Regions from separate parts of the Mus musculus genome. Here all the other regions are linked to region 3. The links are chromatin loops, found by intact Hi-C in ENCODE. Cell type or tissue: left cerebral cortex. All regions are shown on one strand. Each heading gives the region's core, and the rest is flanking DNA. Links, peaks and the distances in the headings are about the cores only.

The links. A loop is a pair of places that touch in the nucleus more often than their neighbours do. Peaks named below come from ENCODE experiments on the same cell type or tissue, not always from the same donor. Only the 100,000 strongest peaks of a DNase experiment are listed, where the experiment ranks them.
Region 1: a loop joins it to region 3, with 4 times the contacts of the local background. A loop is called at or near these places in 11 of 42 quality-filtered maps.
Region 2: a loop joins it to region 3, with 9 times the contacts of the local background. A loop is called at or near these places in 30 of 42 quality-filtered maps.

Annotation. Positions count from the first base shown.
Region 1 is chr9:106,882,709-106,890,476 of GRCm38, forward strand. It overlaps Rbm15b (RNA binding motif protein 15B), which reads right to left and starts at 4,367. Exons shown (of 1, transcript NM_175402.5): 1 at 1-4,367. The coding sequence starts at 4,259. The coding sequence ends at 1,596. It overlaps Manf (mesencephalic astrocyte-derived neurotrophic factor), which reads right to left. Exons shown (of 4, transcript NM_029103.4): 3 at 7,453-7,594; 4 at 6,045-6,517. The coding sequence ends at 6,333. In left cerebral cortex, for the core only: CTCF peaks have their summits at 4,580 and 5,336; DNase peaks (open chromatin) are centred at 1,839, 2,424, 3,111, 3,526 and 2 more places; H3K4me3 peaks cover 3,340 bases; H3K27ac peaks cover 2,543 bases.
Region 2 is chr9:106,899,344-106,907,111 of GRCm38, forward strand. It overlaps Dock3 (dedicator of cyto-kinesis 3), which reads right to left. Exons shown (of 53, transcript NM_153413.2): 49 at 7,290-7,437; 50 at 2,428-2,546; 51 at 1,364-1,451. Among named protein-coding and RNA genes, the nearest start is that of Manf, 11 kb to the left of the region's middle. In left cerebral cortex, for the core only: a CTCF peak has its summit at 4,572 (motif pointing right); DNase peaks (open chromatin) are centred at 2,550, 3,029 and 4,588; H3K27ac peaks cover 1,619 bases.
Region 3 is chr9:107,287,257-107,295,024 of GRCm38, forward strand. Mapkapk3 (mitogen-activated protein kinase-activated protein kinase 3) reads right to left here and starts at 2,621. Exons shown (of 11, transcript NM_178907.3): 1 at 2,269-2,621; 2 at 1,864-2,140. The coding sequence starts at 2,088. It also overlaps the pseudogene Gm17040. In left cerebral cortex, for the core only: CTCF peaks have their summits at 2,727 and 3,859 (motif pointing left); DNase peaks (open chromatin) are centred at 2,286, 2,637 and 3,851; H3K4me3 peaks cover 1,034 bases.

The sequences.
Region 1 (7,768 bases), core at 1,721-6,720, 400 kb before region 3:
TTTTGGAGGATAGAAGTTTGCCGAATGGGTTGTGACCCACAGGTGGAGAGCCACTGCTTTAGAGCCTTTACTTTCTCATGAATACCAGCCAAAGCCCAGTGAGTGGTAATTCCCTGTTCTTCTCCAGTCTCTTAAATTTCTGTCTCTGTAGACAGGCATGAACTCCATACAGCCTTCAAGGTCCATCTCAGAGCCCAGGGGTCACAGGTGCTGGCTCAGGGTAGGCCAGACCTGAAGCACTGGCCTGGCTAGAACCTCTAACCAGGGTTCCATTCTCCTCAGCCTGACTGGTTTGGACTACCAAGCCGTCACATTGTGAGCCTGACTGTGATCTGTGGTGACAACCGTTGTTGCCTGATCTGGCTTTCTACTTGAGAGACCACAAAGGCAGGGCCTAGTCACTTTCCCATCCCAGACATAGGACTTATCAGTCTGGTTCCTTCATACCAAAGCTGATGTGGATTTGGGCTCTAGTCCATCACAACTGTGACTTTTCTCTATTTTCTTACCTCAGGTCTGGGTCACAACACGGAACACTATGTCACTCATCAAGGGCATCTTCCTGGCACTGACACCCTTGCAGACTGAGCAGTGTAGTTGGGGGGTCTGTTTGCCACAAAGCTTGAAGTTTGACTGCAGCACAGGCTGCTCTGACATAGCCCTGAGAGCGAAGGAAGCACATTGAAGAGTTAACAAGTCTGGCTGCCGCTTACCCTGCCTGCCAACATCTTACCTCCAAGACCCCTGGCAGTCAGGCAGATGACTGATAGGGGAGACCCTAAACTACACAGTAAGACTAAAAGACGGAACCAGGGGGAGCCTGGGCACGTCATGCCCACGGCCGTTTGCATCAATATTGCACTGTTCCTCCCCCCAAATGCAAGACTACACAACTGAAAACTACCCTCCATTAAACAGGCTTTTATAATTGGGTGCTCTGTCCAACAGCCATCGCCCAAACTAAAGCACACACTTAGGGCAGGGAAAAACAACAAAACTACCTGTAGCTGTTGGCACAGGTCTTAGGCCCAGGCCTTTCCTCTGAACGGGCTCAGCTTTCGGCTAGTATAAACAGGGACCATGCCTTGTAAGCCTGCTGGCCAGCAGCTAAGTTTGACAAGTGTGAGCTGGGCCCCGATAGCACAAAGAGCTGCGCAGGACCAGCACAGCACAACTTTTAGAAGCAGTGGTGACAAAAACATGACATACGGCATGCTCTGAGTGAAGCCTTCCATTCTTTACGAAAAAACCTGATTAAACCAGGACTCTGGCGGGATTAAAAATTCATCCTCTGACAAAGGCTTTACTGACAATTTTCCATACAGTTAGTCAAAAAAATAAAATAAAATATAAAAAAATACAGAATACAGCAGACAGAATCTCATACACGGGAAACATAAGTTTCTTCTTATAAAAAAACAAAAATTCCCCCCAAATCTAAGAACTTAGTTTTAGCAGTAGACAGGATGCCACCAAATGAACCACAAAAACCCAGCAGAGAATTCAAACCAAGGGAGAAGGTAGGTGGAGAAGGAGCAGATCTTTAAAATAACTGCTTCTGTGACACAAACACAGCTGGAAAGCACAGGTGCGGGCTAGGCGGTGTCCCTTACTATAACTATCACCATGTGTTCTTCCTCTAACTTGCCCAATGTCCGCAGCGCTGACTGGAGGTACTGCTGTGAAAAGTCGCAGGGCGGGAAGGCATAGAGCATGCCTGTGTTGTCTCTGCCCTTAGACCCACCCACCGGCAAGCTGATCACCCCTGCAGCCTGCTTCTGTTTCAAGTAGGAGACTAGGTTCCTGAGAAGCCGCCTCTGTAGGCCTGGCTCCACCACGGGCATGCCCTCGGCGCCAGGCCCGCTGGGGGTTGACTGGATGGCCAGGAGCACAGCATAGCCATTAGGGCTCCCCTGCTTGATTCGCCGGGTGACCTCGTCCAGCTTGGGCTGATCCAGTCGAAGGCGCTGGGCAATCTTTAGCTGGGTCAGCTTGCTGCCAGAAGGATGGTCTTTGAGGAGGCCACTGATAACTCCCTGGTCCCCCTCAAGGATGTGCATAGATGTCGGAAAGCAGCTGTTTTTCAACACCAGAAGCCCATTCCAACCCAGCTGCAGTGTCTGGGCATATTCTGACAGAGTCTTTAGCTTTTTGGTCTCGTGTTTTGGCTCTTCAAGAGTCTTGGGCTCTGCCTCAGTGGTCCGATGATTGCGTTCACTCTCTCTAGTCTTTTTCCCATGGGAAGAGTCTGGAGCCTCATGGTGGTGGTGATGGTGGCTCCTCTCCTCAGCACCATGTCTGCTGTTGCTGAGGGAGTTGCTGCCTGACTCCTTGGTCCCTTCACTGGAGTGGTTCTCCTTGCGGCTACGCTCAGGGGTGCGATCTGAGCCTCGCTCAGACTGCTGCCCCCCACCCTTGGTCCTGCTGCGTTCCTCGTAAGGGGAGTGAGTTGTCCTCCCACGGTCACTGGAGAGGCTCCTCCGCTTGCGTCTCTCTTCCCAGGGCTTGGCTATGCTCCGGTCCCCATCACCCCCCCAGCGCTCACCACTCCGGCTGCGAACTGAGCGGCTATAGCCCTCCAGGCTGTTTCTGCGGTCTGAACTTTTACTGAGGCTGGTCCAGTCCCCTTCCAAAAAGGTCCGGTCTCGGTCTGAATACAGAAGGTGTGGAGGGGTCCTATCCCGCACCCTAAGGTCAGCATCCAAGTTCCGATGCCGGGTATATCCGTCAGTGAGCAGCTCATAGTGCACAGGGAGAGGTGAGGGCTGGTACTGCTGGGGATAGCGAGTCTCCTCGGCTTTGGCAAAATCCACCCGGAGCCTGCGATCTGGACCACCCAAGGGGAAGCCCCTCATTTTAGCACAGGCAGCCTGGGCTGCGTCCAGGCTCTCGTACTGGATGTAGGCAAAGCTGTCTCCTTTGACGTGATCGATGGTCCGAATGCTCCCGAAGCGATCGAATTCCCTGGCCAGGGCCGCCAGCGAGGTGTTAGGTCCGAGACCACCCACCCAGAGGCGGGTGGTGGGGTTAGCCTTGCCGTAGCCTATCTTTATGGGGTTTCTGCCAATCACCCGGCCAGACATAGCCACCTTCGCCCTGTGTGCCATGTCCAGATTCTGAAACTTGAGGAAGGCATAGGCACCACCCTGGCCGCGGGCAGGCCTCTTGATGACCACCTCCTCGATGATGCCGTACTTCTCGAAGGCCCGTCGAAGCTCCACCTCAGAAACACTGTGGTCCAGGTTGCCGATGAAGAGGTTTCGAGTGGCTCTCTGATCATCCTCCGGCATCAGGTCCTCCTCGCACACGGCCTGGTAGCCGTACGGGCGGCCGCGGTCGTCGTACAGCCCGTAATAGTCCAGGGCTCGCTCTCGAGACAGTCCCACGGCCGCCGCGGCAGCAGCATCCAGGGCGAAGGCTGCGGCGGCGTGCCGCGCGCGGGGCTCCCGCAGGGGCGGGGCGGCTACCGGAGACAGCGAGCGCTGCTTGTACTGGTAGCCACCGTGCAGGGGCAGATAGCCCAGGGGGTCGGCGGGCGCGGGAGGCCCGGGGGGCGGCGTGGAGGCGGCGGCGCTGCTGCTGCTACTGCGCCGGCTGCTCCCGCCGCCGCGCAGGTACACCGGCTCCACCTTGAGCGGGCGATCGTAGAGCAGCAGCTGCCGGGCCAAGGCGTGCTGGCGAGCCTCCCGCGCGTCCTGTGGGTGCCGGAAGTTCACGTAGGCCACGCGGCCCAGCTCCGGGGTGTGTGACAGGCGCAGGCTGATCTCCCCGAACCGCTTGAACTGGTGGAAGAGCCGGTCCTCCAAGTGCTCGGCCGGCAGCGCGGGGCTCAGGCTGCTGATGAGGAGCGTCTTGTACTCCGGAGCCGCGGTGGAGCCCGGACCCGCGGGTTCCGCCCCGGGGGGCGGCGGGGGCGGCGGGAGTGGAGATGCGCGGGGCGACGCGCCGCCAGCACCCGGGTCCCCGGAGGCCTTGCCGGTGCGTCCCCCGCCTCCGGGCGCGCCCGAGGAGCGCCCGCCGCTCGCCCGGTGATTCGCATCCCCGGCAGCGCGCCCGTCGCGATGCCCGCCGCCTCCGCCGCTGCCGCGGGGCTTGTCGCGAGCCCGCGCCGGGACCGGGTGCTTGGTACCGCCGGAGGCCTTGTGCGCTGCCCGCCGCCCGCCCGCCTCTGCCTCTCGTTCGCGCTCCCGCGGCCGCTTGGCGGACGATGACGAGCCACGCCCGCTCGGGCTGGAGTCTCGCTCGCTCTGCCGCTTCATCGCGCCGGTTCGGCGGGCGGGCGGGCGGCCCGCGGGTCCCTCAGAGCGGCGGCGGCGGCGGCCCAGGAGGCAGCGCCCCCGGCGCCGCCATCTTGGACAAAAGGACTCGGCGCGGCGGCGGCGGCGGGGCGGGGCGGGAGCGGCGCCGAGGGGCCCGGCGCTGCGTTATCAAGCTGCGCCGGCCGCGACACGTGACCGCGGTGGGCGGGCCGAGAGTTTCGCTCGCTGCCTATCACGGAGCTCCGTGGCCCCGCACCACGTGACATCTTGGCAACCAGAGGAAGCGGCCTGTCTTGCGAGCTTTGGCGCCGCCGCGTGGCTGCCGGAGCCCAGGCACCCGGCTCCTGGGTCGCGCGCAGATTCCCTCTCGAGCTCGGCAGGCCGCGGCTGCGCTTTCGCTTTGTGCTCCAGGGCTTGCTTGCTACTCCGGGTCCGCCTATCTTTTTCCGCCTCGGGGCCACGCCCACCGGAGCAGGTGTGGCCGCTTGGCCCGAAGCCAAGTGTTGCGCGTCCCACTCCAACCTGCCACTAGATTGAAGAAACTCTATTTCCTTCCATGGAGTTTTCTGATTAGGACCAGAGTTGGCCCCCTTGAAAATAGACACACAAGGATGCCTACACCCTGCCTAGGACCCACATCCAGGCATCTTATGCATTCGAATTCTTCAGGCACTGTCCTGATAGACACAGGTGAGACCTCCCCGGGGTCCAGGTACAGAAACTAGAATGCGTTTGCAACCTACAGACAGGCATCTTGGTGCCACTGGGTCCAAATTTCTGCTGTAGGTGTCTGGGCGGACAGGAGGCTGGGAAGGTGGGGCTGCTGAGCCAAGGGTAAAGAGCAGGTAATGCCATTATCACTTCTTGCCAAGTTGACAGACTGCTGGCCAGTGTTCTGACCACATCCAGGAGATGAGGTGAAGTACCGGCAAGAGTACTCAAAGGCCCCTAGGGCTTATGCTCTCCACAGACGGTTGCTGGATCATTGATGCATCTGTAGGATGTCGAAGAACGCACCCAGCTCTTCCCTCCTCCCATAAGCAGAAAGCAACCAGCAGGAGGAGAAAGTGCAGGAGGAACTTGGAAGAAACAGCAGAGGGCTTCATGTAAGGCCCTGCGAATGCAAAGTGAATTTGGGGACCACACAAGAAGATAGCTAAGACGAGCCTTTTGGAAAACATAACTTCTTAGCAGTTGCTCCTTTCTCATTATCTCTGGAGGCAGCAGGAGCAAAGTTTCCCCACTGAGGCACAGTTCACAAGTGCCAGCAAAGGGAGCAACTGAAAACCACAGTGCACACAACTCCCTCAGGCCTTCCACTACAACCAGCTCACACTGCTTCTTTGTAAACCGATTCCTGCCAACTTTGCCAAAAATATAGGTAAGCAAGGGTCCTTGTTCTGATGCTAGACTGGAACCCCGATGAATGAATAGTTTAAGTACCAGGCGGGGTAAAGATACGCTATGGTCTGACCACCTGTACTCAGCTCACAGTTCTCCTTCTGCATAGGCTGAGCCAAATGTAAATGTCCTTTAGACTTAACAGCAGCTCAAGAACCTTCAGCCCCTGCTACTGGACTGGATGGGGGTGGGGGTCAGGGGTCAAGTCTAACCTCACCAGGCTGAAGTATCAGACACCCAGAAGCCCAAACCCACAAGACATTGGCTGCCCAAGCTCTTAAGTCCTGTTATGGGAGTTTCAGGCCCTCAGCACTGGCAGGCTGAGGGATCTTTTCAGACTGGAAAGATAAACCAGTAATCTATAGGACAGAATACTGTGCCAGCTCAACTCTCCAAAGACAATTTTTTTTAATAAAAAAATCCCAGACAAACTTTGAAGTCCTAGAGTAAACCAGCAAAGAAGGAAGTAAATTGTCCCCACTTGGGGATGGGGAAATTGTCCCCACTCGGGGATGGGCAAGAGGGAACTGCAGAGCCAGCATCACTAGGAAAGCTCTAGGTTCACATCTCATTGTCAGGAGCCCGCTTAAAAAATAAATTACAAAATGGTTATTTGGGGAAGAGACAGATAAACTGCTTTTTCCCCTTCAGGTGCAGCAGGAATTGGGCAGACTACAGATCAGTCCGTGCGCTGGCTGCCTTGGGGGCGTATTTAGGCATCAGTTCATTTATCTTCCGGATATAGTCAGACTTTTCTGCACAGCCTTTGCACATCTCCCCCCAGTCGTCCAGGATCTTCTTCAGCTCTTTCACCCGGAGCTTCTTCAGGTCCACTGTGCTCAGGTCAATCTGCTTGTCTGCAGGGAGAGCAGGAGAGTAAATGGCTGGGCAGGAGAGGCTGCAGGCCCAACTGTGCTGCACGTCAAACCATCCTTAGGATGTCCAGCCCTACGTGCGGCCGGGAAGACAAATGCACACTGCGCCCAAGATTGAGATGACAGTCTTCACCAGGAAGGCCACCTCAGGCTGTCAGTAGCCACCATAAGACACACAGTGCAGACAGCCTATGTGGTTTAGAGAAGGAACATAGCTCCAGTTCCCCGAGGGCTTCCTACATGCCAGCACAAAGGACAGCTCCAGGCTGAGCAGAGCAGACACACCCCTAGCCTCCCCAAGAGGCACCAGAGTCAGACACTTACTCCATAACCCACGTGACCCAAACAAACCGACACCAGAACCAACCAGGATACCAAATCAAATTCACACAAGTACAAAATTCCCGAACATTAGTGCAGTAAACACTGGCATCGTTTAAACTTTATAGGAGAGGCCTAGCTCTTCTCGAGACTAGGATTCTGTGCAACCAGATGGGCTCTGCCATGGTGATGCTGTAACTGTCACGCCTGGGGTTTAGAGCCATGACTGTTGAACTCAAGTTCCCACCACATCACTTCTCTGCTCAAAAACTTCTAAAGCTCCCAAGTTTTTAGACTAAAAGCCAAATTTCCCCCCAAGGCTCTGTCCAACTTGACCTCTACGTACTCCACCACTATCTATAATCTCTATCTGCACTGCTCTATCAGATGGCCTCTGGGTCAACCCTCATCCTTCAAAGTATGTTAAGTCACCCTTTGACCTCCACCTATGTTCGATGCGCAAGTCTGTTCCCTGCAGCACAGAGAATCATCCTTTATGCTACAAACCCGCTTTTGATGACTCTTCTGGCTAGAAAGTTAAGTCCAGAAAGGGTATGCAGAGATGGTAGAAGGCACAGGGTCCGAGTCACACTCACCGTATTTTAGTTCACAGATCTGGCTGTCTTTCTTCTTCAGCTTCTCACAGATCTTTTCCACAGGGATATGGTGGGCCAGGGGCTTCGACACCTCATTGATGATCTTGGTGGCAGCATCATCTGTGGCTCCAATGTAGTAGCACTGCAGCAAAAACCAAAACAAAACAAAATGAAAGCCTTGAAAAAAATCTGCATGCATGAGAGCATGTGTCAGAGGCCAGAAGGCATCAGGTTCCCTGGAGCTGCAGTGCAGGGTGCTGTGGATGCTGGAATTGAACTCAGGTCCTCCACAAGAGCAGCACACATTCATAACCAA
Region 2 (7,768 bases), core at 1,721-6,720, 390 kb before region 3:
TCTAATTTACTGGCACTAAGTGTTCACCTTGTGGTTTGGATGTGATAGCTCTGGGCTCAGCTTTTGTTTGGAGACACTTTCCCTCATATACCTAGGGTGGTCATGTCCAGCTCCTTGCTGCAGTATGGCTTGAGGCCTGAAGCTCTTCTGTTTCCAGCTGATGTGGCATCCTGGTCTGACCTGGTCTGAGCTGTGTTACTCTTGGCTAGTTTTGAGATTGAGCTGCATCTGAGGTGAAGAAAACCCATTGTGGGTTCTGGCCTCCTAGGCCAAAAAGGCCCATTGTTTTTAGGTCATTAGTGCAGAAATCCAAGAAGCCACTTCCTTGGGATGTGTGGCCTTGAGGTTAGGAAGGCATCTTCAGTAGGCTCTTTGTGGCTGATCATCAGGCACTAATGCTCACTAGGAACCAAGGATTTGGACCTAGTGTTTGACCCCTTAAAAAGGACACACTTTGTCTTCTATGATAATTGAGAGGAAGCAATGGCAGCAGGGACAGCAGACAGCACTTGGTGAGCAGGTGCAATGACAACAGGATGAAGGGACAGGGTCTGAGGGGGCTAAGGGACAACACACTAGACTGCTAGGAAGTGAATATGCACCGAGCACAACAGATGGAGGAGAGGAGAGAACTATGGGGCTAGGTTCTAGTTGGCAGACAAGCTCAGCCTGGTCCCTATTTAGGTATTGCTGTACTAAAACAAATTCAGGTGTCTGGGGCTTCAGCTCAAGGTCATAGAGGTTAGATGCTGGTTCTTATGTCAGCCTGAGGAGCACAAGGTAACATGTCAGCATCTGAAAAGCTGCAGTTTTAGGGAGAGTTTCTCAATTGCATGGTGTTGCACAGATGGACCCAGTAGTCACTGGCCGGAGTGGCTAAGGAATGACTGGACTTGACTGAAGCACTCAGAGCTTTCCATGTGGGAACTTACTTTTGGGAAATTCACTGTAGTATATCTTTTCCATTCTTTTGGGGATTTCATTGGCCACAGTCCGTTCTGAGCTCCAAGGAGTTTCTGATGCCCCAAAGGGAGCATTAGGTACTAAATTCTAGAAGCCAGCAGGAAGAACGTGGGGAGTGATGCCCACAGCAGCCTGAGTTACAATGAATACCTCAAGGCAGATGGCAGTTGGGCCTCTATGAGGGTGGCCCTGGAGAGAGGGAGATATACAGATAGACAAACAGGATCCATGCCAGGTGTGGTCTAAACAGTGGACCAAGGAACTGGTTAGCACTATGTCTAGGTAGACAGACCAAGGCATTGGGTTGTGGCTCAGGACTGGACAGTTTGTAACTCAGGAACAAGAGTCAGACACTCAAGATGGGACACACAAGAGAGAGTTCCTAGAGTGGGGAAAGTACCTTTTTCAGCCATAGACAGATTGGGGTCACTGCAGGGTTTACAGGCTCCAACTACTTGCTGGAACAGGGCCCGCTGGAAGTTTGGTGGCTGAGGGAAGGAGAAAAATATCAGAGTGTGAAAACAGCCAGCTACATTGTGGGAGGCAGGAGGCAGGACGGCCTAAGCTCACATGAGGATATCAAAGCAGTAAGAGGGCTCATGCTGAGATGTGCCAAGAGCTCCACACCAGCCCTAGGAAGTCTGTTGCAACAGTCCAGGTATATTTGGATCCGAGCATTTCCATGGATACTTGAGACATCACCCAGGTTGTCTTGTGCAGGACATAGGTGCCTTCCATTATTTTACTATCACATCTTTCTGTTTGCCAGAGAGACCACTGACAGAAAGGTTTAAATTCCCTGTCTGCCTCCCGAGCACTGATAGGTCTTAACTCTTGGAGAGCCCCACCCAGATCCAGGTTAGCACTAAGGGGAGAGAAAGCAGCAGCCAAACCTGGAGTCTGGCAGGTACCATTGCTCTGCTGAGCGGCTCCTCCCATCAGATCTGACTTCTGCTGGCAGAGAGGTGCCACTGAGAAACTCCTGGCACTTTAGGCCTAGGGCAGTTATGGGCTTGGAAGAGAAAGGCAGGGGTAAACTGCACAGGGTCAAGTGTTACTTGCTGGTCCAAGCAGGGTGTCTACAGAACTAAGTTTTAGGGGCAACCTTAGCAAGTCACAAAGACATCTTCATACCATTGCTTACTACAGCTTTCTCAAGATGTTATAAAAGCCAACCTCTTATGCCAGAGCAATGGGGAATGAGTAGTCCAGAAAGCTGGCCAGAGGTTTGGATAGATACCCAAGCAAGTCTAGCCTCAACTCTGTTGCCTCATACCTGCACTGCCTTGATTTCTGGCCCTCAGATTCACTGTCCTCCTCAAAACAGGAGTCGCAATCCAACAGCCTTCTTACAGAAGAATGAGGGAGGCATGCAAGACTGTGCAAAGGTTTAGCAAATGCAATGAAGGAGCCCAAGCCAACACACTTGTAGCAGAGGACAGTCAGTCAGGCTAGGTCTGCTACCTGTCCATTCTCTAGGATGGCTGCTGGATACATGGCACTGCTTGGGCGGTCCCGATGTGTAGGCAACAGCAACATCATTTCCCGGGCATGTCGGTACTTATCTGGCAGAGAGGGAGAGCCTGTAACCAAGTGAGAACAATCACGAACAGATGACAAACCACAGATGGAAGGCTCAGTGGCCACGCATCCTTAGGACCAGGGTAGGTGTCCCTCACAGTAAGGAATGAACTAACTCAGCAGAGCACGAGAGGAGTGAAGCGTACTTAGTGCTGGATGGTGAAGCTGTCCTTGATATCTTGGCTGACAGAGGCTACCATCATACCCAGAGGGAAAGGGTAAGGAGAGCTGAAGCCTGGCGCAGAGTTCCTGGGGTTTCTGAACCTTGTGCTCTAAGGGCAGAGGTGTGGTCTGGACACTAGCATCTTCTAGAGGTTCCGGGTGGGAGCCAAGGCCAGCTTGTGACAGAGCCATAAAACAAGGACAAGAGACACTTGAAATAACAATCACAATGTTCTGACTTGACACACACTTACCTTCTTCAAACACCAGTGATTCTATTTTCTGCTGGCTTCCTTTTAGGCATATCCCTTCCAGATGGTAGGCTCCCAGAACCTTGGTTCTGCCTATCTGTTGGAGCTCTGCCTATTGCAGTTCTTAAAGCCAGTCTAGCTGGAAGTGCAGGCCCCTGCACATAGGCGGGTTTGACCCTTGCCTACTTCCCTTGATAAGCATGGAACTAATCAAGAAGTTAAGGGACTTATACTAGGCTCTTTTTGTGTTGTTGGTTTTCTCCAGACAGTTTCTCTGTTAACAGATCTGGCTGTCCTGGAACTCGATCTGTACACCAGGCTGGCCTCAAACTTGAGATCTGCCTGTGTCTGCCTCCCAAGTGCTGGGATCAAGGATGTGTACTACCACTACCCAGCTTCATGACCTTTTCTATGAAGACACTGCAGTGACTCTAGCTGAGGTAGAGCACTGAGGATCTTCTCATCTGTGGTTCTTAAGAAAACTTTCTATAGAAGCAGTAAGATAATGTGCTAGCTTTCCTGTGATGGGGTAATATGAACAGTTCTGCAAATACATACTTTATTGAATCAGACAACAGACTACCCACCAGTCCCTTCATGGCAAAGTCATCTGGACCCCAATGCTTCTGGCTGATTCAGCTCTGAGAAGCTGGGTAGTGGAGACTAGCCCACTGGCTTCAGCGGACAGGTGTCTTTGCAGATCCTAGGCAGGCTCTGAGTCCCTGAAACCCACCATCACCTGGCCTTTCCTGAGCCTGTGGTGCCAGCACTGTAACAATATCCAAGCAAAGCAAACCCAGGTCTTCAGCCAGCTCACTGCATGAGTCCTTGAAAAATCCTCCTGTCCATTGTAGTCCAAAAAGTCTGTGTAAATACCAGCAAGTATCCTTTTTCAGTTATTTTTGTTACTTTTTCTGTTGCAGTCCTGAGAGAACCTCTAGGCAGGCTTTAGGACTTATCTTTTACAATGGCCTACACTGATAAGGGAATGTATAAAGTATGGTTATTTAAAGAAATTAAACTTCTTGTTTTGTGGCTTTACTGATTTTCATCTTGTTTTTAATAATCTCAAGAAGATAGATGTTTAAAGAAAAGAAAAAAGGGGGGTGGGGAAGCTCCAAACCCCACTGTTTTTTTCTCCTGCCTTCCCAGCTGAGAGACTGAGCTCTTTGGACATCTCTGAATGTGACTATCCAAAAAGGTCAAAAAATAAACATCACTTTGACATCAGCTCAGTCAAAACACGGCTCATGATGCCAACTGTGCATCTACGCCTTGATCCACGCTGGGGCTGTGATGGAGCAACATCCTCCCGAAGGTCTAGGAGCTCTGCTGAGGACTTACCTCCCAACTGTGGTGCCCCTCTTGTGACAGAACAAAGGATGACTGTACATTAATTTTCTTCAATTCAGCTGACTCACTTGTCTCTGCCCTAGGCAGCCATCCCTTGGTGGGACAAGGGTGATGTTAATGTTAAGACATTTAAATACCATAAGGGCTTGTCCATTCATAGGACTTTTGAATTGCTTCAGGTGCACTCCAAAAACCCTTAGGCAAGTTGGGTCCTAGTCCACTGGATTACACATCTATTTCACTGGCTTATTCTGCCTTTTGATCACCAGGGGGAGCCACGGACTTACAAGAATAAGACTGTACTTTGCAGGCCTCTGGTCTTACAGATTTCCACAGTTACAGGAACCATAGCACAGGGTGTCAATGGGTGTCAAGGAAGGACAATGATCTTATGATGTAGGAGTGAGGAGGAGGATTGCACTCTAGACCTGATTTAAGGAAGCTTTTTCCTTCACTTACCAGTGACAAGAAGACATTAATGAATGAGCAGACCACTCACTGCCTTGTTTGCCAAGAGTACCTCCATCATTAGAGGACTGGTGAGTGTCAAGACATGTAGCCCCAATTCAGCATTCACCTCCTCCCTGAACTGCTCTTCTGAAGGTCATGAGTTCAAATCCCAGCAACCACATGATGGCTCACAACCATCTGAGCAGAGCACAGCCAAAGGTGATTAAATTAGCCTGTGACTGCTCTGCTGTAACCTTACCCACTTCTCCTCACTTTGTCAAGGTTTTCCAGGCTGGTCACTGCACCTTTCCACCAGGACATACTACATCAGCTCTTTCCATTTTGTCTGCTGAGGGTCTCACAGGTTTGTATACATTGAAAGAGCCCTTCCTTAATGTTATATGTTTATACTGTCTTTCTTTGTATACAAAATAATTAGAAGAAAAAGAACTCATCCTTCTGAAGTCTGAAATCAATAGCCAGTGACTGGTTGACAGATCAGACCACTTTGCATGGCAAGCATCTCAGTGGGAAAGAACTGGGTTTTCTCCTGGGTCCTGTCCCTTTACTGACACAGAAACCCAATTCTGGCTACCAAGTGGAAGCATGGCAGAAAAAACTGCCAGCGCAGGATCTAAAGTCAGCTAGGGAGAGGTGACCCAATCCTGCAAGCCTGGGTGCTGAAAATACAAGCATTTCTAACCCGAAGGTGGGGCTGGTAGGCAGAGAGAGAGAGAGAGAGAGAGAGAGAGAGAGAGAGAGACAGAGACAGAGACAGAGACAGAGACAGAGACACACAGAGAGAGAGAGACAGAGAGACAGAGAGAGAGACAGAGAGAGAGACACAGAGAGAGAGACAGAGAGACAGAGAGAGAAAATGAACAGTCCCTAAGCAGGCATCACTTTTCAGGCATTATTTAAGGTATATAAATATCAATGCCTGAGTCCTTGTGACAAATACGATCAGTGATAAGTAAATACTCCGGTAGACATGGAATTAAAGGCGATTAAAAGGAGACAGGGGGCTGGAGAGATGGCTCAGGGGTTAAGAGTGCCGACTGCTCTTCTGAAGGTCATGAGTTCAAATCCCAGCAACCACATGATGGCTCACAACCATCTGTAATGAGATCTGATGCCCTCTTCTAGGGTGTCTGAAGACAGCTACAGTATACTTACATATAATTAATTAATAAATCTTTAAAAAAAAAAGGAGACAGATTTTACACACGACTGGAAACATTTCCAGGTGCTAGCCTTCATGGCCCTTTAGTGAGTGATGATGGTCCACAAGCTGGCTGTATCTAAGGTTAGACCTAATTCAGTAACAAGGGCTCCAAACTGGCCCCAAACAAAGCCAAAAGGAAAACTGACAGTAATATATGCTATTGTTTATTTATTACTGGCCTAAGAAATCTAGAAGCTAAGAAATCTAGAAGGTAAAACTGACAATAGTAAATGCAGGTTGTTTTTAACCTTTAGGTGTGCCCTAAATTTAGACTACCCAGAACAACTCTGAGCTAGCCACAGGCTAATCCAAACTTAGATTTTTTTCCCTCCTTAGTGGGTATGAAAGGTGGAGAACTGCTTGTACACTCAAGGCCTTGTCTATGGCCTCCCCTTAGGAAGGAGATTTTGTACCCATCAATAAAAACTGTACAAGGAGGACAAGCATGGTGGCACTTCCTGAACCCCAGCATTTGGGAGGCAGAGGCAGGTGGATTTCTGTAATTTCCAGTAGTCCTGGTCTATACATTGAGTTCCACACCAGGTAGGGACTACATAGTGAGAATTTATCTCAAAACAACAACAAAAACCCCAAACAAAAATCCCCTCCCCAAATCACAAAGGCATCAGCTGCGCAGTCTCTTGTCTTCTAATACACCCTTGTTACTTTTCATTCAACTAAAAACCTCCCTCTCTCCTCTCTTCATTTCACTTTCCTCGACATCTACCCAATTCTAAACCTTATCCCGACACTCTGGGAATGTCCGTTCCGTTCCCATCTTTCCCAAAGATTTTCACTCCTTGTAGCTTCTTGTAGATTTATATTGCTGAACCTACCTGCTTTTTTGACTTCTAACTCAGAAAAGTTTAACTCTCTCTTTCCTTCTTCCACATCTCTCCTCCAGGCTGCTGGTGAGAATTCCAGCTTGCCTGCCTTGTTATTTTTCTCTAACTTCAAAAACTTCTTTATCAGGCTGGAGAGATGGCTCATTGGTTAAGAGCACTGACTGCTCTTCCAGAGGTCCTGAGTTCAAATCCCAGCAACCACATGGTGGCTCACAACCATCCGTAATGGGATCCAGTGCCCTCTTCTGGTGTGTCTGAAGACAGCTACAGTGTACTTATATATAATACATAAGTAAATCTTTAAAAAAAGACCTTCTTTATGAATCTACAAAAGGAATTCAGTGTCCTTTGGCGACAACAAGGCCACTCTCAAAGACACAAAGCCAGATGAAAGGAAGAGAAATAGAGTTCACAAAGCTTTGTGTTCTCCTTCAGCAAGCAGCATCCTGCCATCCTTACCTCGGGTGCTGGAAGGGGCAGAGGTGATCATCTGGGACGGAGCTGAATGTGTAGAACTCAGGCTGGAGGAAGAAGGGCTTGCCTGGGACGAGGACAGAACAGAGACGTTGGTGACTGAGCCCTGGTACCTGGGGTTGTGATATGCAAGCTGCAAAGGAATAGAGATGAGTACGTCTGAGAGCTCAGTGCTGTAACCCTGGCAGAGACAGAGAGAGCTGGCTCATGCACTCATGTCCTAGAAGACCCAGGCCAAGTGACAGATCCTTTACTGCGGACCAGGCTGGAGGCTGCACTGATGGTGTGCGCTAAGGACAATCCACACCATCCACATGGAGCAAGACAGTTGCGTTGGCTCTATTGTGCTGTACATGGAGAAGAAAGGAGGGCTTAGCTATCAGGATTGCCAAATAGGACACTAATTTGGCAGAAGATCTTGGCCATGCAATTCATAAGAGGAGATAGGTCTGAAAAATGCGGCA
Region 3 (7,768 bases), core at 1,202-6,201:
CCAAGATCTGAAAGAATTAAGAGTGAGAGCCACATCTAATCTCTGTCTCCCTTGAGGCTCAATTTAGGGCCAGATCCTAGAGTCTTCTAGCCTTGCTGACCCATACTCTTAAGAGGTACAGAGATGAAACTATTTCAGAACTGCCATTGTTCCCAGACCAGGACGGGGGAAGAAGGTGGGGCCTTTAAAGTAGGAGGAGCCAGAGTGGAAGCTGCTGCAGTCACTGGCTCCCCCAGTCATTAGACACTTCATCTAAGGGGGAGGTGTCACTAGCTCCTCCAGTCATTAGACACTTCATCTATGTAGAAGGTGTAGGCCCAGCCCTGCTCAAAACTGGAAAGGCCTGGGCTACAGACTACGGGTTCTCACCCACCCCTCCTTGCTCACAGTATCTGAACCCCAGAGGGTCAGGGTCAAAGCCTCAAACCTCAGAAGAGGTTCTCTGGCCTCAGGCACCCACTCACCCTCTCCCAGGCTGCCTCTTAGTTCAAGCAGAAGGATGACTGGAGATCAGGGAGACGATAAAGGCTCATTTTTCATCTGCTCATACCTATCTGCCATTAGAAAAGCCACCTTCTCACTGAAGGACTCAGAAAAAAACCCTGCCTGGGCCCCCAAAGCTCTATTCTACTGCTGGGTTAATGAATACAGAACCTAGGCCTGGCCCTCAGGTCAGTCCTTACCCTGCCCTTGACTCACCTTCATGATCCCCTATAGGGTCCTGTTCAGGAGGCCACCTCCCCTGTTTCAGCCTGACACACCAGGGAAAGACAAAGCACAGGGCCCAGGTCCTCAGTCAAATTCCTGTGAGTCCCATGCCTGAAGCAAGTGCTGAGGCCACTCTAGGCCTATTCCAGGTCCGTATCAAGTACTCGGCACGCATTATCTCACTTTGAGTTCACATCAACTCCCGTTCTCTCCCTGAACAAAATTGGGGATCGCCCAAGATCACAAGGCTGGCCCGCCCACAAGGTAGAGATTACGGCCACAGCTATAGGACTCTGTAGCCTGGCTCCTGTAAAAAAGGACTTCACTAACTTCCAGGAGTCACTCAATTCTCCACCACGCAGGCGCCAGTGGCACTACCTCCAAAGAGTCTGGTTCCAGTGACAAAAATGCAAGGAATTCTGGAGTTCTGCGATGGGGGTGGGGTGAGGACACAGGTAGGAGTAGGGGTTCTTGGGCTGGCGCCACGTGCCCGAACCAGATTCTAGTAGTGAGATCAACTACTCCAAGCCACTCCCCCACCCCACCCACATCACTGTGCCATACCTCTAGGGAACCTTGAATATGATGTGATAAGTGGTTCTCCATCGTCTGTCCAGGGTGGGTCAGCTTATGAGCAAAGCTTGCCCCTTTCCACAAGAGGCCACCAACTCAACTCAAGGGGCCCAGTAGTCAAAAAACACCCTAAGAGGCTCATGGTCCCACCTCAGCGGGCAGGGGCCATGAGGAGGACAACCCTGCACTGAGCCTAAGGAAAACTTAGCCGCATCCCCATAGAAGGAGCTACCTGCAGGGGATAACTAAGAATTTAAGAGCATCCTTTGGGCCTAAACACAAAGCCCAAGCCAGAACCAGAGCGCACAGCCACACCCTCCTGCCTTCCGGGTACAACAGCTCTACTCACATTGACTCCTCCCCTCGCTCTTTGGGACACACCCTCAGTTTAGGTAGGTCAGCCTGTTTCCGTGTATGTGAGGCTAAGAGGACCACGAGTCTGACGCTAGAGGAAGAGTTTGAAAATAAAACAAGATGCCATGTGTAGATGTTTAATAGAGACCCCGGACACAGATACATCCACAGGTTTCTGCTGTTGGACCCTCCATGTCACCCTAGCCCTCAGAGAGATGGGTCACTAACCTTCAGGGCACACTTCTGGCCAGAGCGCCGATGGTAGCACTCCAGTACCTTGCCGTTCACACCCAGACCCAGCACTTGCTTGGACAACTGGTAGTCATCAGTCACCGCGTACTTCTTGGGTTCCCGTCGCACACCTGGGGCCGGAGCACCACCCAAGGCGGACCCGCCGAGCGCACCTGGCGGGGGCACAAGACTCCCCTTCTCCCCTGCTGTCTCGCCATCCATGGCCCCCACGGGGCGCTCGGAGGTAGCCCCAGCCTGGCGCGTCCAGAGGCACCTGAAGGAAAGGGAAAGAGTCACTCCCCACCGGGACTTTTTGGACACACCCCAGCTTTGGTTTCTCCAGAACTAGATTGACTGGGCTCCTGGCCCAAGACAAGCTGGAAACTGCCTGAGAGTACTTACGTACAGCAGGGGGAGGTGATCCCTCAGCCCAGGCACGTGTCAAATTAGGAAGGAGTCCGGCGCTGTATAGCAACAAGGTCTTGAGAACCAGCCATACAGAGACCCAAGAAAGGCGGACCAGGCGAAGGCGCACTTGGTGGCAAAGCACTACACGAAAATCATGGTGCAGGCGAGAGTGGGCAAGAGATAGTGATCCCTGGAGTCCGCTGAGGACCGGAGCCCTGGACCCAGAGTCTCGCCGCCCGCGTCCCACGTGACCCCCCACCCCCGCTTCTCGTCGCGTCATTCAGACTTGGGGCCCCGCTAGGTCAACCTTAAAGGGCCAGGCTAGTCCGGGTTGGGCAGGCCAGGGCAGAGCCCCTGGCAGACTCCGCCTCTGAGTCGAGACAAAATGGGGCGTGGCCTCGTCAAGTTCACTGTAACTTTCGCAGCGCCCTGGGACACCGCTAGGAGCTCCTTCAACTGTTGTACCAGCCTCCTCGGATTTTATCTGTGATCTAGAAAAGTTACAGCGCAAGACATTTTGTTTCTCTTGCGGGCTCTTGAGTGAAGTGTTCTTTTTGCTAGCTGCCAGGGGGCGTTTTAGACTCCCAAAATTTCCAGGTAGCTAAGTGTTTCAGAATTCAACTTTTTGAATGTTTAGTCAGCGTGCCCTGGGAATTGGCATGTTGTTGTCTAACCCGCCACTCATTTCCTGGTTTAGGGCATCTGTCTAACAACTGGCTAGCTTTCCTTTCTATGCACTTCCTGACTAACCTTTTGACTTTGCAATTCACTTGTCATTCCAAATAAATGTATTGGGCCACATTCATACTTCCCTGGACCACTTACAGCCCGTAGCCGTAAGTTGAACACACTTGGGACGCTCTTGAATCAGAAATCTCGATTTCCCATTTGGTCAGCTGCATCAACTTTTCACCTCGTGATTTGAGCTTTAGGTTCTAAGAATCTCAACTAATAAAAGTTCAAGTTCTGGCCATGGTGATGAACACCTGTAATTGCAGCGCGAGGAAGGCTTAGGCGGGAGGATTGTGAGGCTAACCTAGGTTACATCGTGAGGCTATGTTTTTAAAAAATAAAATTAGCTGGGCATAGTGGCCTATGCCTTTAATCCCAGCGCTCTGAAAGCAGAAAAAGACGGACCTCAGTGAGTTCGAACCAGCCTGGTCTGCAAAGAGAGTTCCAGGACAGCCAGAGAAACTCTGTCTCGAAAAACCAATCAATCTTTTGTTTTGTTTTTGTTGTTTTTTGGTTTTTTGAGACAGGGTTTCTCTGTGTAGCCCTGGCTGTCCTGGAACTCACTCTGTAGGCCAGGCTGGCCTTGAATTTAGAAATCCGCCTGCCTCTGCCTCCCAAGTGCTGGGATTAAAGGCGTGCGCCACCACGCCCGGCTCAATCAATCAGCCTTAACATTAAAATCCATTTCTTCCATCCAATTCCTCTATTCGCTTTAAATTTTTCCCTTCTGCACTTAGACCTTCACCTTTTAGCCTATCATAGATATTTTGAGCCAACTTTCCCACAAGTCTACAGAGCAGGCGGCGCCACAGGCAAGCCCTCTGAGCAGGTCTCTGCTGCCATCTACAGACTATATTCAGAACTGCAGCCACCCGGACCTCTGTCCCACCCAAAGGAGGCTGTGTCCGGCCTTCCACCACAACACACACAAAGATGCCTGGGCTGCACTCTGCAACTGTCAGTGGCCAACAGAAAATTGGTGCCCTTCTATTTGTACAACTGCATCCAGGTTCCTGATAACCACTCGGGAAGAGCACTGCAATTATTCATGGGTAGCTTGTCTCCTTAGAAATTGGTAACTGTCTTCTCCAGGCAACCTTCAAGCTAGCAACAATCAGTGAAGCAGAGATCACTAGATAAGAGCCTCAGATGGTCACTAGGAAGCACTTCCTGCAGACCAAGAAATGCTCTACCTGAACACCTCACTGAGACAGAGGAAGGAAGATATCACCATCCCTTTAGACACACACTGAAAACACAGAAGAAAAACAAGCCCAGAGAGGTGAGTCATGTGACCTGCTTGACATCAGCAACTAATAAAAGAGAACTGCCCCTCATCTCAATCCCAGAGTGCAACCTCATGGTTGGGCTTAAGGTTGGAGGTCAAGGAATGACCTCCTCCCATGGAGTTTCTTTCTTGGCTCTACTAATCCACATGTGCAAGCATACGCTCATACATGCACTCACACAGTGCACACAAGAGACACACGGATAGTCACATACACAGACAGATACATACAGGCACATGTATTCACACACACTTATGCCTAGCTGTATCTAGGGTCAGGTGGGATCATAGTCCCACCTATTAATCAGACCCAGGATCTAAGAGATTGAAGGAAGGCATACAATCTGGAAGTGTTGTTTCCAGGAGGCCGGGGCAGGCGCTGCAACCAGCTTAAAGCTAGTGAACCCAAGGCTCAGTAAGGTCTCATTCTCTCTGAGCATGACTCCACAAGGAACGGAAAGTTAGGTAACTGAGAGTAGAGGCTGGGGCTGGATTGTATGTGCCCCGATATATACATACATACATACATACATACATACATACATACATACATACATACATGGCTCAGCTGTTAAGAGCACATATTGTTTTTACCAGAGGATCCAAGTTCCATTCCCACTACCCACATCAGGTGGGTTACAACCACCTGTGATGTCAGCTCTAAGGGAGCCTACACCTCTGGCCACCCACACACAAACACATACACATAATTAAAGATAAAATAAAATAAAATTTAAAATGAGCTTATATTTTAATTACTCTAAAATTTTATAATTGTGTTTCTAACTTTGTTTAATTAATCGATTGATTTACCAGCTTTTAGGAACTTTATTTTCCTTCTGCCTCTTTCCCTCTTTGCTCCGGTGTTCTGCAGAGCAGCTCAGAACCACGCAGTGTTGGCTCCAACCCACTCAGTGGCCTGCCCTGTGGGAGCCAATGGCCAGTCCTCAGTGGCTGGCTGCACACTCCAGTCTTCTGTGGGGAACTGCTGGGTGGGCACAGAGGGTACCTGTGCACCCTAGGACCAGTCGGCCACCTCAGGCTGAACAGCAATAAACTCAGGAGCTGGGGCAGTCCATTCACTCTGGAATTCCTCCTTGATCACAGCTTTCTTGGCAGCTGCCTGGTCCTCTTTCTCAACCTCCTCTGGGTCTCTGTAGAAGTGGTGATCTGGTGTAAATTCCACAGGCGCTCCTGAGAGATAACAGCATAGATGTGAAGAACTTCCCAGGCCAGCATCCACCACATCAGACCCACCCACTGAATGAGCTCCCTTGTTGTTGCATGGGATAGCAACAACGTCCACGTGGTGCCGAGGAGAGTCTGTCACACAGAGCCACGGTGGTCAGGTTGACTTGAGAGGCCTCTCTGAGGGGCTGATGGTCAGCCCTGGGATCAGTCACCACTAGAAGCCTTGACACCTTGAAGCTTGCTTGGATCTGGTTAATAATGAAGGTCTCAGGCATGAAGCATCCAGCAGTGGGAGGGTGCCTGTGACAGCAGCAAACTTCCAGCTGGCTCACTGGCCGGTGTTCCTAGAGGAGATGACGCTGTCATCACGAGGTTCTTGATAGCAACCATAGCCTGAGCTGCAAGCACCAGCCTCTCCCAGGTCCTCCTCAGATTTATGATGCAGAGACTGTCACTTTTCCTTCTGTAGATGTGCTGCTCCATGTGAAAGTCAAGGTTGGTGCCATCTAAGTGGGTTCCCGTGGCAAGGAATTTGGGACTATCCTCTTCCTTTACCTGTAGGACATCAACGGCTCCAGACATTATGTGAGTTTTCCTTTAAGTTACAACAGGAATCAAGAACAATGCTGTATGGACCTGTCCCTGGGCAACACAGATTATTTAAGCCCAGGCTAACCTCAAACTCACTGAGTAGACAAGGATAGCCTTCAACGCCTGACCTTCCTGCCTCAACCTCTCCAGTGTTATAATTATAGGTGTGAGCCACCATACACTGCGTGTAGTTTAAAAAATATATATTCAAAGAGGTCAAATTTGCTTGTTGCAAGTGTTCAAACCATACTGAAGTATAAAAAGTAAGTAGTCCCATTTAAAAAAATGCCCTTCCAGGCTGGAGAGATGGCTCAGTGAGCAAATGCTCATGTCCTACATAAGCCCAGGAACCTATCTAGGTTCAACCCTTAGGATCTATGCAAAGAAGGAAAGAATAGACTCTATAAAGTCACCCTCTAACCTCTGCATTCACACTCACACTGTGCCATGCATGCCTGTGTGCACACTCATGCATACACACACATATCATCATCATCATCAAATTATAAATGTAAATGTCTGTGATTATACAAACACACATAGTTCCCATACCAATTATAAACAGAGGTTTTTCCAGCTGTTCATTTGACCCAGAAAAATCAGAACATGTAGTTTCCTCTCAATGCTTATGCTGTAGCAACCATCTGGAATCATGTCCCCTTCACACTGTTGTAGAGATTCAGAACATAGTATGCTGGGTTTGGGCAAGTTGGGTTCATGACAGCAGACTCTGGCACTTAGCCCTTCGTAATAGTAACAGTAACAGTAATAGTTGGGTGTTCAAAGGAACAGGGACTGAGGCCTTTGAAGTAGCTTATGGTGAGCAAATAGACGATGCAGTAAAGTGCTGATGGAGGGAACTCCCTCCTCCCCACCACATCTGCCTTTTGATGAAAGGCAACCTGCTCATGATGAAAGGATAGAAGCCATATACCGAGGCTATCTAGATTGCTGTGCATTCTTGTGATCCATCATTATTCTGGGAACGGGGCAGGAGTGTCCTGCAGCAACAGTAATTCATGAAGTGCCTGAGTGCACTGGGAAGAATTCTCTATTCTCTAGTTGGCTAGTGAGGTCTTAGGAAGGATCGCCACTGGGTGGCAGTGTGGGCCCAGCAGTCAGGGAGGGGTCCATTCAAGGGGCGTAGTCAGGAAATAGAGCCAGTAGTAAGGAAATGGCCAGAGGCATTCACAAAACTTGAATGAAACAAGTGGGCAGGTAGCTTGGGCAAAACAGGGCACATCATGGTTCCCAGCACGTCGTAGGTGGGATGTCTAACACTGTCAACTTCACAAAAGACTACTGGAGAACCAAACACTTCTCTCCCCAAGGCACACTGGAAGCCGTGTCTTAGTTTCCTCACGTACAAGGCAGCATTATCTGTGGTAGCTGTGAGGGCAAGGTGAAGCTAGGATTTGCTGAGTGTCTGGCACAAGGTAAGTGTTCAGTAGGCCCACTTGAAAGGGGTAGATCCAAGTTCAAAATCACAGCTCTGGGGTCCAGCGAAAGAGATCCACAGATCAAGGTGCTTGCCACTAACCTGACAACCTGACTTTGGGCCCTGGGACCCACAGAGTGGACTGGGAGAAGTGGTTCCCTCAATTCCCTCAGGTTATCCTCTGACTCTGTGTGAATACTGTGGCTACAAACACATGAAAACACACACGTGCGCGCACACACACACACACACCA